Regions from separate parts of the Homo sapiens genome. Here all the other regions are linked to region 2. Evidence: chromatin contacts called from ENCODE Hi-C or POLR2A ChIA-PET data. All regions are on one chromosome and are shown on one strand. Each heading gives the region's core, a stretch centred on a gene start or an enhancer-like site at or near the end of the contact. The rest is flanking DNA. Distances are from core to core; before and after follow the strand shown.

Region 1 (2,967 bases), core at 366-2,865, 1.2 Mb before region 2:
GCGGATGCAGGCAGATTGCTGGAGACCAGGTGTTCAAGGTCAGCCTGCACAACATAGTAAGACCTCGTCTCAAAAAAAGAAAAGAAAGAAAAAATATTTTTAATATGCAACAAGCCTCAAAAAATGGAAGTGGTCCCCGTTTCTCTTAATGTCTTGGAGGCCAAAAAAAGGTACTGGTTGGTGAAATACACATATAGATATCATCAGTACCCAGATGTTAATTAACGCCAAGGGAGTGTAAAGGGTCGCCCAAGAGAGCGACTTTACGGGAAAAGAAGGCTCTGGAACCAGAACATTTAAAAGACTCACTGAAGGAGAGGCGCCTACAAAGGATGCTAATCAGGAATGGCCAAAGAGATGGCAGAAAAACCAAGTGAAATGGTTAGGGAAAGATGGGGGAAAAAAACATAAGGATAACTCAAGCCAATAGTGCATTTTAAGAAGGGTATTAAGGCCGGGCGCTGTGGCTCACGGCCGTAATCCCAGCGCTTTGGGAGGTCGAGGCAGACGGATCACCTGAGGTCAGGAGTTTGAGAGCAGCCTGGCCAACATGGCGAAAACCCTGTCTCTACTAAAAATACAAAAATTGGCTGGGCATGGTAGCGGGCGCCTACAATCCCAGCTATTCAGGAGGCTGAGGCAGGAGAATCCCCTGGACCCGGGAGCTGGAGGTTGCAGTGACCCGAGATCGCGCCACTGCTCTCGAGCCTGAGCGACTGGGTGAGACTTCATCTGAAAAAAAAAAGAAAAGAAAAAGAAAAAAAGATTAATCAAAGTGTCAAATATTTCTTTCTTTTTCTTTTTCTTTCTTTTTTTTTTTTTTTTTTTTGAGACGGAGTCACACTGTGTTGCCCAGGCTGGAGTGCAGTGACACGATCTCGGCCCACTGCAACCTCCTCCTCCCAGGTTCAAGCGATTCTCCTGCCTCGGCCACCCGAGTAGCTGGGATTACAGGCGTGCACCACCACGCCCGACTAATTTTTGTATTTTTAGGGGAGATGGGGTTTCTGCATGTTGGCCAGGGTGGTCTCGAACTCCTGACCTCAGGTGATCCACACGCCTCGGCCTCCCAAAGTGCTAGGATTACAGGTTGTGAGCCACCGCGCCCGGCCAATGTCAAATATTTCGCTGATTTTCCTCGGTCAGCACCACCACAATAATTGTGCCACCTTACCCATGCAAGGTTTAGACATCTCTTTGACTCTTTTACAGGGTTTTATACTGTGGTTTCCATTATTTCCTCTAACTAGACAGCAGAAGCGGCTTACTCATTTTTCTCTTCCATAGAGTCTTACTCCGATCGTTCAATTAATATCAGTGGAATGATTTAAAGAACATTTGAAAAACCACTCGGACAAAACCCTCAGATTCGAACTTGTTCCAGCAGCCAAAAATACCCGCGGGCCACGGCTACACTGCGCAGGCGCAAAGGCAGATGGGCTTTCTCCAGAAGGGCTTTGCATTTGGCGCGAAATCCCTTTCCGTGGGCTGGGGCTCTTGGAGAGGCGCCGTTCATTGGTCAGGTTTGGCGCGAAATCTCCAGCTCCTGTGTCACGATTGGTTCCGGCCGTGCAGGTCGGAAGAGGGGGCGGGGCGGAAGCGGCGGCGGCGCGCGCAAAGCTGCAGCGTCTGGAAAAAAGCGACTTGTGGCGGTCGAGCGTGGCGCAGGCGAATCCTCGGCACTAAGCAAATATGGACCTCGCGGCGGCAGCGGAGCCGGGCGCCGGCAGCCAGCACCTGGAGGTCCGCGACGAGGTGGCCGAGAAGTGCCAGAAACTGTTCCTGGACTTCTTGGAGGAGTAAGTCGGCGAGCGCCCCGGGCCTCGCCCGCCTCCGGAGCCTGCGGCGTCTGGGCCAGGCGGTGCCGTGTGGGCGGCGGGTGTTCCGGAACCTGGGGGTCGCGCGTCCGGGAAGCGCCTCCCCGCCCGCCCCCCAACTTTAGGCTCCGAGCCCGGCGGCCGCGAGGAGCCTGGGACAGGCTGGGTTTTTCTGGAGTAAAACCCATCTCGAGCCCTAAGACGCTCGTGCCCAGTGCTCAGCGCTTTGCTTCTGTCACTTGATGCTCACCACCCCGCGAGCCTGGTATTTGCACAGCCCTCGGTGACCGGCGCGGAAACCTGGGCTCGCTGAGTATAGTAACTGGGCCGCTGGGTGCGGCCAGGTCGAGTGGGAGGCCGAAGTGCCATTGAATCTCGTCGGTGCCCTGCTGGGCCACGCAGCCGGGAGCATGGTGCTGGGGGTTCGCAGGGCACGGGCCACCCTCGCCTCTTGTGCTGATGAAAGTTTCTGCGTCAACTGTGGTTTGAAAGCTGCTGGGGGGCGGAGCCCTGCCCTGCAGAGAGTAGCTCACCATATCCCTTCTTCTGGGTCCCTTGCTCCCCTTTCCCTCTGGCCTTCCTTTCCTTTCTCTACTCTTCTTTTTTTCTGTGCCTCTGGGCTCCTAGCTTCATAACCCCAACCTCCTCCCTGGCTTGCCTCACCCACCGGTTATTTTTCCTGGAGCAGATACACCACGGCCTCCAGGATGAAGGGTCAGCAGTTTGGAATGGCTTTTGAAGTTCTTTTTTAGTAAAATATACATAACAAAGTTGACCATTTTAGCCATTTTTAAGTGTAGAGTCCAGTGGCACTAAGTGCATTCACCTCGTTGTGCAGCCGTCACCACTCTCCCATCTCCAAACTTTTTTTTTTTTGAGGCGTAATTTAGCCCTTGTTGCCCAGGCCGGAGTGCAGTGTCACCATCTCAGCTCACCGCAACCTCCGTCTCCCGGGTTCAAGCTATTCTCCTGCCTCAGCCTCCCTACTAGCTGGAATTACAGGCATGCGCCACCACGCCCGGCTAATTTGGTATTTTAGTAGAGATGGGGTTTCTCCATGTTGGTCAGGCTGGTCTTGAACTCCCGACCTCAGGTGATCCCCCCGCCTGGGCTTCCCAAAGTGATTACAGGCGTGAGCCACCGTGTCCGG
Region 2 (3,251 bases), core at 365-2,864:
AATACACTTTTTGTTACTTTTATAATTTATAGGACACTTTTTATAATCCAAATACCATCTTATCATTGCATCAGTCTGATGAGGGGTGGTGGATGAACTGTCACTGACATGAGGGTGATGATAATAATGAATAATAATTATAGATAACATATATGAACATTCACCATGCCAGGCTAGGCTCTGAGCACTTTACATTTATTAGCTTAGTTCATCCTCACAGTAGCCCTATAAGAGTTGCTTTTATCATCCCATTTTACAGATGAGTCAGCCAAGTTCCAGAGAGGTTGAGAAGTTTGTCCTAAGTCACAGCTAGAGAGGGGTGGAGCTAGGATTTGGACTCAGATGGCTGGGTGTGGCTCTAAAGCCTGTGTCAAGCCCCTCAGGGGTGGGGCTGTGGCCCATATTCATGCTCGTCAACCCCAGTTCCTGTGTTCTTTCTATTCTGTGACCACTGTCTTTCCAGGGGGTGGGGAATGTGGAGGAGGTTAACAATGGCATTTCATAGCCAGTGGTGGGAAGAAAGGGATCCCAGAAGAGGGTGGTGGAGGTATTGTCAGCAAGGAGCAGAGAGCTGTGGCATCCCTGGGGGCTGCAGCACCATGCAGCAGCAGCCATGTGCAGAGGAGTTTGTTTCGGGCTTGAACCCAGGGAGGTCAGTGTTCCTGTAGAGCCAGGCTGGAGACAGAGTGGCCAGACATGGGAGAGGGAGGGCAGCGCCATGGTCATCTGTGGCTGGATCTGAAATGGTTTGGGGAGAAGTAGCAAGTGATCCTGGACTACAGGAGCCAGGAGTTGGGGAGGGGTGGGTCTCCTTGCTGCAGGGGTGTCTGTGCTCCTGAGAGTCAGCTTAGAATCTCAGGGCCTGCTGAACTGGCACCACTAGTAGTGAGGATTCTGCCACACGGCAGGACTCACAGCCTTTGGGAGCCTGAGAACTACGGGCCAGGTGCCAGTCTTTGCCTTATTTGCTCTTAGTCTTTGCTGAGGGCCAGCTCACTGCTGGTGAGGAAAGGAGAAGCAGTCCCCAGTCCCAATCACTGGGCTGCTGACACGGCTGGACAGGGACACAGACATCGTTCCCAGAGGGGGTCCTTTGAGAGCAACCTGGGGTGCAGAGGGCAAGCCTTCCACAGGGCAGGGATTGAGTTCCTAGAGTCCTGTGAAGACCCAGCAGCTGATAGGAAGAACGGGGCAGTGCTTGAAAGAAAAGACATGAGCCAGAATATCACAAGCTGACATTTTGTTTATGCAAGCACTTATGTGGTGTTGGTTTCAAAGTCCTTTAAAATCGGGGACTTTAATGTCAAGTAATTGGCTCTTTATGGAAAGGTTTCCAGTTACAAATGGGGAGCAGGTGATCTCAGATTCCAGCCAAACTCAGTTAAAAGGCCAAGTCTTTGGTTTTCTGAAATCGAAGCTCTGGGGTCCCATGACATGCCTTCTTTCCTCTTGCCTGAGCTCATTAATGCACCTTTCTGTGTCATTTGCTGCTGTTGCCCACAGCCATGGTATTCCAGCAGCTCTCAGTGAATTTGATGAACGTCACCAGTGCTGTTTTGCTTTTATGTATTGACAAGTGTGCCTGATTGTGGTTTTTCAGAAGCCTGCTCTGTAGGCGTGGCTGTTGTGGTAGAGGAAGGGTAGTATCAGGGCAAGATTGCTGGAGAGGGAGGGGAGAAGCCCAAATCTTGCCCAGCCCTGCCAGTGTTCCCCCACGTGGGGTCTGCCCTTTGGAAGCACAGGAGGCCATGCACTTCTAGCCATGGCGACTGCCCAACTCCTGTGTGAGATGCTGCGAGGTCTCCAGAGTGACCTTGAAAGAGGTATTGTGAAATTCTTAAGAGCTTGAAGTAAAAAATTAAACTCTTACTTTTTTTTTTAAAGGTGCCATTTACTCTACTAGGAAGTAGAGTTGTGAAATTAAACACTGACAAGATGTTCTAAACCTACCCTGGAGGAGGTAAATTGCTATTTTGAGAGAAGGAGCCACGTCTACTAAAGTTCCCATGTTTCAGTCACTGTGGCTGCACAGAAAATCATCCCAAAACACAGTGGCCTAAAACAGCAGTAATCGCTCTTTATTGCTTATGGTTTCGGTGGGGCAGGAGTTTGGGAGCCCCTCATCTGGGTGGTTCTGGCCCAGGGTCCCTCATGGGGTTACAGTTGGAGGGTTGCTGGGGCTAGGGTCATCTCACAGGCTTCTTCCTCACATGGTGCCTGGTCAGGGAACCCTTGAACAACCGGGGGCTGGAACAGATGGGGCTGTTTGTCCATCTCTCTTCTCGTAGTCTTTCCACCTCATCCCTCTAGCATGGTGGCCTTGCAGTTGCCAGACGTCTTCAGTGATGGCTCTGGGCTCTAAAGGCACATGTCCCAAGAGCCAACCAGGTGGAAGCCGATTTGCCTTGTGTGACCCAGCCTCAGGAGGTGTGCTGCATCACTTTTGCCACATTCTCTCTTGGTCAAAGAAGTTGCAGAGGTCTGCCCAGGTTCAAGGGAAGGGAAACCAGACCCACTGTCAGTGACGGAATGTCAGGGTCACACTGAGAGAGATGCACATGGAATGGGAACCACATTGGCATAGCCATCTTCAGAAAAACAATCTGCTGCGCCCCAGGATGGGGAACTTGGTTGGAATTAACTTGTTATAACTGATGAGCTTTGGAATGAGGGTGTTAGAGAATCTGTACTAGGGATCTGATTTGTGTCTTCCATCTGGAGATGATCAGAATTGAAAGCAAAAAGTAAAGGATGTAGAGGTAGCTGGGCTCTTGACTGTTGATTCTTCTTTTCTGTGTGATGAAGGATAGAACTAGGACTGGAGAGACTCGGTACCTTGTGACCGAGGAAGGGACCTCGTGCCCAAAGTAGGAGGGAATCTCCAGGGGAAACAGAAGCTCAGGAACACATGAGTGGGTATCAAGAGGGTTCGTATTTGCTGTGGTGAGGGACTTTGGTCCTTATAGTGCCAGCATATCCTGGTCGTGATCAAAGGACTTTTCATTGAGTCCCCATGGCCCCTCCTGTTCTTTGGAAGTGAGGGGGAGCAGCCCCAGGCTCTGCTCTCACAGATGCCTCTGCAGTGAGGATGTGGCCACGGGGCGCCCTGGCTTCTTGTTTGAGTCACTCCTTGGCGGTGGTCTCTTTCATGTAGCTCATGCTGGAGGCTGTGAGCCAGTGAGTCTCTCGGTGTGAGAGCTCCTTTAGGAAATGCTGTAGTTGTTCAGCAACTGAAGTGGAGAAATGACCGC
Region 3 (2,971 bases), core at 53-2,552, 1.5 Mb before region 2:
CTCCCCTCCTGTCTTCCACCTCTCTTCATTTCTCCCCCAAAGTGAGCCATACAAACTAGAATTCTCCTTCCCCACGGCAGATCATAGAAAATAGAACCCCTCTCCCTTAAAGCAAGCCATAAAACCAGAAAGGTCACTCTCTCCCTTCTCCTTTGAAGACCTTCATTCCGGAGGGTCCTGCCCCCATACCTGGGAGGAGGGAATGCTGCACAGAGAGGCCAAGAAGAATTTGAACAGACAGCCTCCCTGGATATCCCCCTCAGTCTATCACCATTACACCATACCCTTTCTCCAATCACATTTCTACCCGCTGTCCATTCTTCATTAAACCTAAGCATAAAAACAGCTTTCTCTGGGTCTTTGAGTCTTCATTTCTGAAGGCTTTTATGTCATATAAACTTTGATTAATACATTTGCTATGTTTTTCTCTTGTTAACCTGTCTTTTGTTATAGCAGTATTGGCTGTAACCCTTATGATGGGTAGGAAAGGGGTTACACCCTACCACCCCTACAGAGGTTATGCTGCTCATGACAGAATGCAACTCATCTAAAGCTTGAACTCAAAACTTGGCAACCTTAAGGCCTTTTTGTGGCAATGAGAGCATTTGAATGTGTTGCAATTCTCTTTTTTAGAAAGAAATGATAACCCTGGGCTTTAGTTTGCTATCTTCACTGATACACTTCAAAAGGTGGGAATTCCATGAAGGTGAGGATGAGAAGAAACAAGCAGCTTGCTTACCCCACTGTACTGCACCGCCCTATTTGTCATCAACCACCTGGTGGTGATCTCCTGCTGGGCAGTGGTTTCTGTCTCTCTGTCCTCAGGTGTGATTTGAAATGTCTCCCAGTGCCTGGCACTTGGTAGACAGTCAATAAAAGTGCTCAATTCAATGACTAAGTGGGGGAATGGTCATATGATTTGATCCTTTCAATCTGGAGAGTTTTCAGATGTGTTTGAAGCATTTGTCCCTAGAGTCAGTTATGTCCAGGAAGCTCCCTAAATGCTGCCTTAGGCTCAATTTGCCCCCTCTAGAATGAAAGCAGCTGTTTCTTTTCTGGAAACATACCAGGAAGTGTCTTAGGGGTACCCCATCTTCCCGCCTTTTTGCCTCTGTAACAGCCATCTCTCCTTACCTCAAAAAATATAGTATGTGTGTTTTCAAGCTGCAAAGAAACCGTTGAAAATTAAACCACAGAACAGCATTTTAATGAGAACAGATTACCTAACACCCCACTGTGGTTTCAGATGGCCTTGTGCCAACCTTCCAAACTGTTGCCAGAAGCCCAGAGTTACAAAAAAAAAAGGAGGGTGGGGAGTTGTGGGGAGAGGGGAAAAGAGTGACTAGCATCCCCTCAGTGAGGGTAGCTTTCTTAGATGGTTTCCAAAATGATCTCTCTAGAAGGTCATAGGTTATTGGTGCCTGCAGTTGAAGAAAAGTTTCTTCCTGTTTTGAAAAATTTAAGAGAGACAAAAAGGGGGAGGCACCCTTGAGTTAGTACATGATGTCCTGAACTAGGTGTTTTCAGCACCAAAGTTCTGCTGTAAGTGTCTGTACCCACTGTCTAGCTCATCAACTTGCCTTCTGCGCACATACTTGCTATTTCTGTAGCTAGGTTACAAGACCGCAGGTGTAGATGCTGCCGGGTGGAAGCTCTGCATGCCCACAGAGCAAAGCCCGAGCAAACACTGTTCCTCCCTGGCTGATAGCTTGCACTGGGGGCTCCTGGTAGTGGGCACAGAGGCGCTAAAGCTCACATGGGCTCATTCCTCAGGGACTTTCTTTCCTTAGTCTCCAACTAACCCAGCACTTAATGTATTCAGGGCTGCGGTTTCATTTCCACATTGGGTTTCCAGATTTAACCCCTGAACTAACTTCTGCAGTTGTCTTCCCACCAGTTCAACAACAACCAGATGGCCTGCAAGGCCACAGGAAAAAGTAGATGACAGAGCTGGAAGATGCTGGAGTGGAATACCTTCATTCCACTGATGAGGAAATCAGGTCAGGCCCAGAGGAAGTTTAGAGATTCACCCAAAATCACACACCCACTCAGCAGTGGAGACAAAAATACAACCACTATCCTGATTTCCAGCCTGTGGCACTGCCCTAACTGTATGGCTTCCCATTCCTTTCAGTAACACAGTAGCTTTTACCTCTTGCACACAAAGTGACAGACACACAATGGGCCCTCCTTAAATGCTACTTTCCTTCCTTGCAAACTATACCATACTGTGCTAAAACTTGAGAAGGATAAGTGGAAAAGTACCACACTCTCTGGCTCTCAAAGAGTTATAGCACCTTAAAGGTAACAAACAGCATGCCTACATTGAGCATAGAAACAACACAAGCTGATGCAAAACAGAGTGCCAGAAGATGCTTCATACCATGAGTGCAAGGAAAAGCAAAACACCTCACTTTACCCCCTTCACCTCATTAACTCCCATTTACTTGTTTTGTCTTAGTTTTGAGGTCATCTCTTTTGGAAAGCCTTCCACGTTTGGTTTAGGTTGAACTATAAGTGCAGGTGCACTTGTCTGGATCCTTGTGAGCTCCATGAGGACAGGTTCCTGGTCGGCCTTGTGCACTGCCTTTATCCCTATGTCTGGTGCCTGGGACAGAGTGCTCAGCAAGCATTTGGGGAAGTAAGGAACTGAATATCCATCAGGAAGCTTTTACCCAGGACATGGGATGGAAAATGGGCTCTAAGATGAAAAGGATTTCTATCAATGCAGAAGGTGGTGCAGAAATGAGTGGATAATAACTCCCATAGAAAAATCACTCCTGGCCCAGGCGTGGAGGCTCACGCCTGAAATCCCAGCACTTTGGGAGGCCGCCAAGGTGGGAGGATGGCTTGAGCCCAGGAGTTCGAGACACCCTGGGCAACATCTCGAGATCTTGTCTCCAAAAAAATAAAAGTTAGACGGGCATGGTGGCCTGTGTCTGTAGTCCTAACTACTCGAGAGACTAAGGTG

What was found. Hi-C counts contacts between places; a loop is a spot of excess contacts on that map. ChIA-PET counts read pairs that join two places held with the same protein, here RNA polymerase II (POLR2A). Pooled maps may share reads with other maps.
Region 1: a loop to region 2 is called in a map of naive thymus-derived CD4-positive, alpha-beta T cell, with 29 times the contacts of the local background. The contact joins the promoter of MCM6 here to the enhancer-like site in region 2. A Hi-C loop is called at or near these places in 1 of 168 maps with a recorded cell type or tissue (naive thymus-derived CD4-positive, alpha-beta T cell) and 4 of 50 pooled maps. POLR2A ChIA-PET finds 5 or more read pairs at or near these places in 1 of 52 experiments (OCI-LY7).
Region 3: a map of CD4-positive, alpha-beta memory T cell shows a loop between it and region 2 (15-fold over the local background). The contact joins two enhancer-like sites. A Hi-C loop is called at or near these places in 1 of 168 maps with a recorded cell type or tissue (CD4-positive, alpha-beta memory T cell) and 4 of 50 pooled maps. POLR2A ChIA-PET finds 5 or more read pairs at or near these places in 1 of 52 experiments (T-cell).

Annotation. Positions count from the first base shown.
Region 1 is chr2:135,875,091-135,878,057 of GRCh38, reverse strand. It overlaps MCM6 (minichromosome maintenance complex component 6), which reads left to right and starts at 1,615. Exons shown (of 17, transcript NM_005915.6): 1 at 1,615-1,799. The coding sequence starts at 1,693. RefSeq lists enhancers at 1,341-1,400, 2,091-2,220, 1,990-2,525 and a silencer at 1,861-2,020.
Region 2 is chr2:134,668,879-134,672,129 of GRCh38, reverse strand. All of the region lies in intron 2 of TMEM163 (transmembrane protein 163), which reads left to right. Among named protein-coding and RNA genes, the nearest start is that of TMEM163, 48 kb to the left of the region's middle. Within about 2 kb of position 1,614, at least 9 of the 41 ENCODE cell types and tissues checked have a DNase peak (open chromatin) inside an H3K27ac peak, as active enhancers do.
Region 3 is chr2:136,134,967-136,137,937 of GRCh38, reverse strand. No RefSeq gene overlaps it. Among named protein-coding and RNA genes, the nearest start is that of CXCR4, 18 kb to the right of the region's middle. RefSeq lists an enhancer at 1,261-1,310. Within about 2 kb of position 1,302, at least 16 of the 41 ENCODE cell types and tissues checked have a DNase peak (open chromatin) inside an H3K27ac peak, as active enhancers do.